2 separate regions of the Homo sapiens genome follow, and region 2 is linked to region 1. A link is a loop called in an ENCODE intact Hi-C map of the cell type or tissue named here. Cell type or tissue: ascending aorta. All regions are shown on one strand. Each heading gives the region's core, and the rest is flanking DNA. Links, peaks and the distances in the headings are about the cores only.

Region 1 (2,918 bases), core at 177-2,676:
TTTTTGGAGTGATGAAAATGTTCTAAAACTGAATGTGGTGAATGTTGAACAACTGCAAATATACTTTAAAAAACCAATGACATTGTGTCCTTTAAATGGGTGAATTGTAGATAGGTGAATTTTATCTCAATAAAGCTGTTTTTTGTCTTTTTTTTTTTTTTTGGAGACAAGAGTCGTCCTGTTTGTCCAGGCTGGTCTCGAACTCCTGGGCTCAAGCAGTCCTCCTGCCTCAGCCTCCCAAAGTGCTGGGATTACGAGCTCGAGCCACCACGCCCAGCTTGTTTGTCTTTTTGAGGTGGAGTCTCACTGTGTTGCCCAAGCTGGAGTGCAGTGGTGTGATCACAGCTCACTGCACCCTTGACCTCCTGGGCTCAAGCAGTGTTCCCACTTTGGCCTCTCAAGTAGCTGGGACTACAGGTGTGTGCCACCATGCCCAGCTCATTTTCTTTATTGTTTATAGAGATGGGGTCTCACTATGTTATCCAGGCTTTAAAATTAATATTTATTTATTTTTATTTATTATTTTATTTATTTTTTTTTTGAGACAACAAGTTTCACTCTTGTTGCCCAGGCTGGAGTGCAGTGGCATGATCTCAGCTCATCACAGCCTCCACCTCCTGGGTTCAAGTGATTCTCCTGCCTCAGCCTCCTGAGTAGCTGGAATTACAGGCGTGTGCCACCACACCCGGCCAATTTTGTATTTTTAGTAGAGACGGGGTTTCACCATGTTGGTCAGGCTGGTCTCGAACTCCAGACCTCAGGTGATTTGACCGCCTTGGCCTCCCAAGTGTTGGGATTACAGGCGTGAGCCACCACACCTGGCCTAAAATTATTTTTAAACCTTAATAGATTATACATTTTTTGAGCAGTTTTTTGTTTGTCAAATATGACTCCATTAAAAAGAAAATGAAAAATACTTATGCTTAGATGCAATGTATTTTTCATGAATACATTTTGATAATGTATCGAGAACCTGAAATGCCACATTTTTATCACAAGATATTTGTAGTGATGGATAACCAGAACAACCCAGACATCCTACAATAGGAGAATAACAGTGTGTCCATAACATAGAATATATACTTAGTGTTTTAAACATATATTTAATGATATGGAGAAGCATTTAAAGTAAGAATCAGTATAGTCCATTTTAAGTGGCATATAATTCTAATTGTGTATTTTTTGATGTGGCTATATATGTGTCTATATGAGGAGAAAAAAGTCTAGAATTTAGTGTCACTGAAAATGGTAGGCTTGCCACCATGAATGAAGCTAGTACAGTTTTTATTTGTTTTATCATTGTCTATAGTTTGCAAATAAAATATGTATTAATTCAACTTCACCATATAAAACTTACTGTTTTACACTCTTCCCCTTCATCTTTGTGATAGTTAGGATAGAGCATGTGGTGTGATGTCTCCTAGTGAAATGCATGTAAGACAAAGCCATGACTCTGAAAAAGAGTAAACAGTGAAGTTTAATATCTTTTGCAGGTTATTAATGCTGCACTGGCTTTAGCAGCAAAACCACAGAGTAAACTGGCCCAAGAGAACATGGATCTTTTTAAAGAACAATGGGAAAAACAAGTCCGTGTTCTCACAGATGCTGTCGATGACATTACTTCCATTGATGACTTCTTGGCTGTCTCAGGTAATGAGCTGGTTCCCCAGAGAAGTATGTGAAGATGTTCATAATTACTTTTGTCTAAGTTGTATTAATGGGCAAACACTGCTATGTCTTGGCAGGTAAATTATTCTAACAATAATATTGTGCTGGTTTTCATTTTAATGTTAAAAAAGCTATCAGCTACAGGGTTTTCAAGTGACAGCTTCTCAGCTACTAGGAAGTAGCTGGGGTTGGAGATGTTTCCCTTGATAGGGCTGGTCTGAATCCTAGGAGCATGAATTAGAAACCTGGCTGGCAAAGGCTTATCCCTGCTTGTATAGAGTGAGGTCTTTCAACTGGGACCGGTAGAACACCAGGACCATCCATCCCTCTTGCTGCCATTGTGTTTAGAAAAAACATTGATCTGTGTCTTGGTGGAGACTGTGGTTATTTGTTATCAGCCTATGAAACTTAGGAGAAGAAGGGATTCTCAACACCATCACCTTTAGTTTCTTTTTTAAAATAATTTCTTCCCTTCTTGGAAAGCCTCTCTTCTGTCTCTCAGAAATGATCATAGTCATAGTTTATCTGCCTACTTTTCCAAAGACTTTCTGTCTGCATGATGCACAGATAGAAAACAGAGAGGAAATATTTAAGTGCCATTTAATTATGAACTTGAAAAAATAAATCTGGGTAATTCACCTCACAAAAACAGTTGATTTCATTATATAAACATAAACTGGTAATGACTTAGTAAATTGCATTCATATAGAAAATATCTGTCAAATGCAATTCAGTGTTTATCACACAGAGATAAATTTCAATCCCATCTTCTTAGAGTTGAGTAACTATAAATGCATTCTCCATTTAACGGGACCTCTGTTGCCCTTGGCTGCATGGCTTGCTCTCTGAAAGTGCCAGACTTCCTGAGGCCAGTGGCTGTGGGCAGAATCAGTGGCTAAGTTTTTGTAGGGCTGAAACTACCTGTCACCCCAGGGAACCACGGGCTAGAACGTGGCAGTAGGGCTTGAAACAGAAGCGGGGCTTAAGTACATGCACAGCACAGTCCTCCAGCAGTGACCTATATAAGGGTGACTGTGTGTTCTGCATACCAATGCCTCCCTGTCTTCACACTCTCTCCTTAGGATGGGTAGCCTTGGCTTAACTTGAGAAACTGGGGAGCAAGCCATCTGTAAACTGCAAAAAGTAGGGGGTAAACCATGTTGCTGCAGGACTGCCAAATTGCAGGTGTTGGTACTTTAAAACAAAAATCTCATTTGCAAGCACATCTTTGCAGGTGCCAGAAATGCAGC
Region 2 (2,918 bases), core at 283-2,782, 57 kb after region 1:
TGAACCAAGAGTTTAATCCTTCTCCCCAGAGGCAAAGAGAGGACTATGTGGGTAACATGAGGGTAAAACCCTGGGTCCACCAAGTCCAGGACAAACGGGTCCTGGGTCCTCAGGCAAGGGGGACAGAGGGGCAATAAGAGCAGAAGGGAGGACAACCCAGGGCTGAGGCCCCAGTGATGGGGGTAGAGAAGCCCTTGTTCAGTCCCAGCATGGAGCTGAGGCTGGCCACAGTATTCCTACAGTACAGCAGGAGCGACACCTGCCTGCCACCTGGCTGAAGGGATCTGGGCAAACTGATGAGTCCACCCCCAAGCCCAAGCCAATTAAAGGTTATCCTTATACAATTAAAGGTTGTGTAACATATGTAACAAACCTGCGCGTTGTGCACAGGTACCCTAGAACTTGAAGTATTTAAAAAAAAAAAAAAAAAAAAAAGGTTGTGTAAGAATAAAGTGGCCCAGAGAATGATCATGAATGCTAAAACACAGAATCCAAAGGGCTCATGCCAGAAAACCCAACAGCAACTTCTGTGTCTTATTTTATAATAAGTAATTTAAATAATTATAAATCATGTAAGTTCATGGTAAAGAAAAAAAAAATCAAGCAGTATAGAAGAGTGCAAAATAGAAAGGAAAAGTCCCTGTTTCTCAGACCATCAGAGGTAAGAGCAGAGTTTTTTCTTTTTTCTTTTGAGACAGGGTCTCGCCCTGTCACCCAAGCTGGAGTACAGTGGTGTGATCACAGCTCACTACATCCCTGAGCTCCCAGGCTCAACTGATCCTCCTGTTGCAGCTTCCTATGTAGCTGGGACTAGACATATGCCACTGCACCTGACTAAATTTTTTTTTAATATAGAGCTGAGGTCTCACTATGTTACCCTCAAACTTCTGGGCTCAAGTGATCTTCCCGCCTCCCAGAATGCTGGGACTACAAGTGTGAGCCACCGTGTCCAGCCTTGACTAATTTGTTGTTGTGATTGTAGAGACTAAGTCCCACTATGTTGCCCAGGCTGGTCTCAAACTCCAGGCTCAAGTGATCCTCCTGCCTCAGCCTCCCAAAGTTCTAGGACTACAGGCATGAGCCATCACGCCCGGCCCAGATTTTTATATCACATATTTAAAAATATATGTGCAATATAAATTTATATATAAATCTTTACCCATTTACTTTTTATATGAATGGATCACGCTTCTACACATGCTATTTTCAATGTAGAGACCCTACTCTCCAGAAAGAAGAGGCTCCTCAGGTCTCTCCGTGCACCCCTTGATATCAAATTGAGCAGCAAACAGAAGAGAACAGGGGTGGCTGGTCATATTTTAAAAGACTCCAGGATACACTAACATTCCAGAACCAAAAGCTAAATCCAAAGAGCTCCTCAGGAAAGCGTGAACTCGGCTGCAACGGGGTCTCTCTCTACAGGCCAGGGAGAGGGAAGGCAGCCTTTATAAACCGTTCCTCTTGGGCTCTCCTGCCTGTGGCTGTTAGCTTCACCTCCCCCAACTTGCCATCTGAGGGCCTTCATTCTTCACTGTCATGCCTGTCACCACCTCTGTCCTCCCCCTTTGGGCCTGCTCTACAGCCTCCGCACTGCTCTGAAACATCACCACTGGCAGGACTGTGCAACTGAGAACAACAGGAGATGACCTCACGGCCTTTACATTCTAATGCCAGCTCCCAATTACTTGTACTGTTGAATAATTGAAAGAGGAGAATAATCCACTCAGCTGATTTGGGAAGCCAGCCAGGCACACAGATTATCTCAGAGTGAATTATTCACACTAGGGATAATTGGGAGTTGCCCAAACTTCTATTTGTAGTTCAGGCATCACGTGGAAGAACATTCGGTATGGAAAGTATGAAAGCTGGAGAGGGAAGGAGCCCCTGTTTCCGGGCCTGGGTTTCCTTTATGTTGCTTGGGAAGTCAATGCTCCTCTCTCGGTCTCACTCAGAGTCGGTGAGCACAATGATGATGATGATATTAACATTAACAATATTTTAGTGACAGCTCTTGCTGTATTTCCTTACAATGTGCTGTGTTCTGTGCTATGAGCTTCATGTGTATCATCCTACATTATCTCATTTAATCCTCACATGAGTCTGTGAAGCACCACTGTCTTCTTCATCTCTGAGCTGAGGAAGCTGAGGCTTAGGTTAAGTAACTTGCCCAGAGATATACAGCAACAAGCTGTATGTCCATCCATAGACCAGGATCTTACTCAAGAAGTTCTTTTGCCACACACCTCTTACCTCTCCCACTTTTAAGAGTCTTCCTTACACAAGACATAAAACTGTAAAGGATAAAAACACCCCATTTTTAGTATAATACTGTCTACTCTCATCTTGAAATTACTGGATTTCAAGGTAAGAAAAATGGCTCCCTCCTCTGAAGGTTGGCAAGAAGCCTATAGGAAGGGGCTGGTCAGCTGGTCAATCCATTTCGAGAAATCCAGTGTCTGGAAGCACAAGCCACTGGCAGACTTCCAGAAGAGCTCAGCCTTCTCTCATGATCAAAGACTCAAAAATGAAACCACTGTCCTCCCCCTGACACGCCACCACTTCAGCCAAGAGGCAGCTACTGAGCTGGGCAGCTCAGCACCGTGAGGCCAGAGCATGGGGGAAGGGCATAGGCTCAGTGAGCTGCAAGGAACACCTGCCTCAGACAAGGGTCCATGAGGTGACTGACTGTCCCTGCATGTGTGGGGTCTCCTTCCACAGTGCCTAGGACAGAGTCCCCAGATACTAGGTGTGGTGCCAGTCTCCAGCACGGTCACCGGCGATCCCCACCAGCGATCCCAGCCTTTGTGTTGGTGCCTCCCACATTAACTATAGATGATCTATGTGACCAAAAGAATAAAGAGGAAGTGATGATGTCGAATTCTAAGGCTAGGCCACAAAAAGAACTGAAGTTTCCATCT

Evidence for each region. A loop is a pair of places that touch in the nucleus more often than their neighbours do. Peaks named below come from ENCODE experiments on the same cell type or tissue, not always from the same donor. Only the 100,000 strongest peaks of a DNase experiment are listed, where the experiment ranks them.
Region 2: a loop joins it to region 1, with 2.2 times the contacts of the local background. A loop is called at or near these places in 2 of 110 quality-filtered maps.

What each region holds. Positions count from the first base shown.
Region 1 is chr5:138,916,249-138,919,166 of GRCh38, forward strand. CTNNA1 (catenin alpha 1) reads left to right here. Exons shown (of 18, transcript NM_001903.5): 11 at 1,494-1,650. Among named protein-coding and RNA genes, the nearest start is that of LRRTM2, 42 kb to the left of the region's middle. In ascending aorta, for the core only: no CTCF peak of the experiment used is centred there; no DNase peak of the experiment used is centred there.
Region 2 is chr5:138,972,789-138,975,706 of GRCh38, forward strand. The region is part of intron 7 of SIL1 (SIL1 nucleotide exchange factor); the gene reads right to left. It overlaps LOC124901079 (a long non-coding RNA gene), which reads left to right. Exons shown (of 2, transcript XR_007058954.1): 2 at 1-2,918. Among named protein-coding and RNA genes, the nearest start is that of LRRTM2, 99 kb to the left of the region's middle. In ascending aorta, for the core only: no CTCF peak of the experiment used is centred there; DNase peaks (open chromatin) are centred at 1,693 and 2,623; H3K27ac peaks cover 2,500 bases.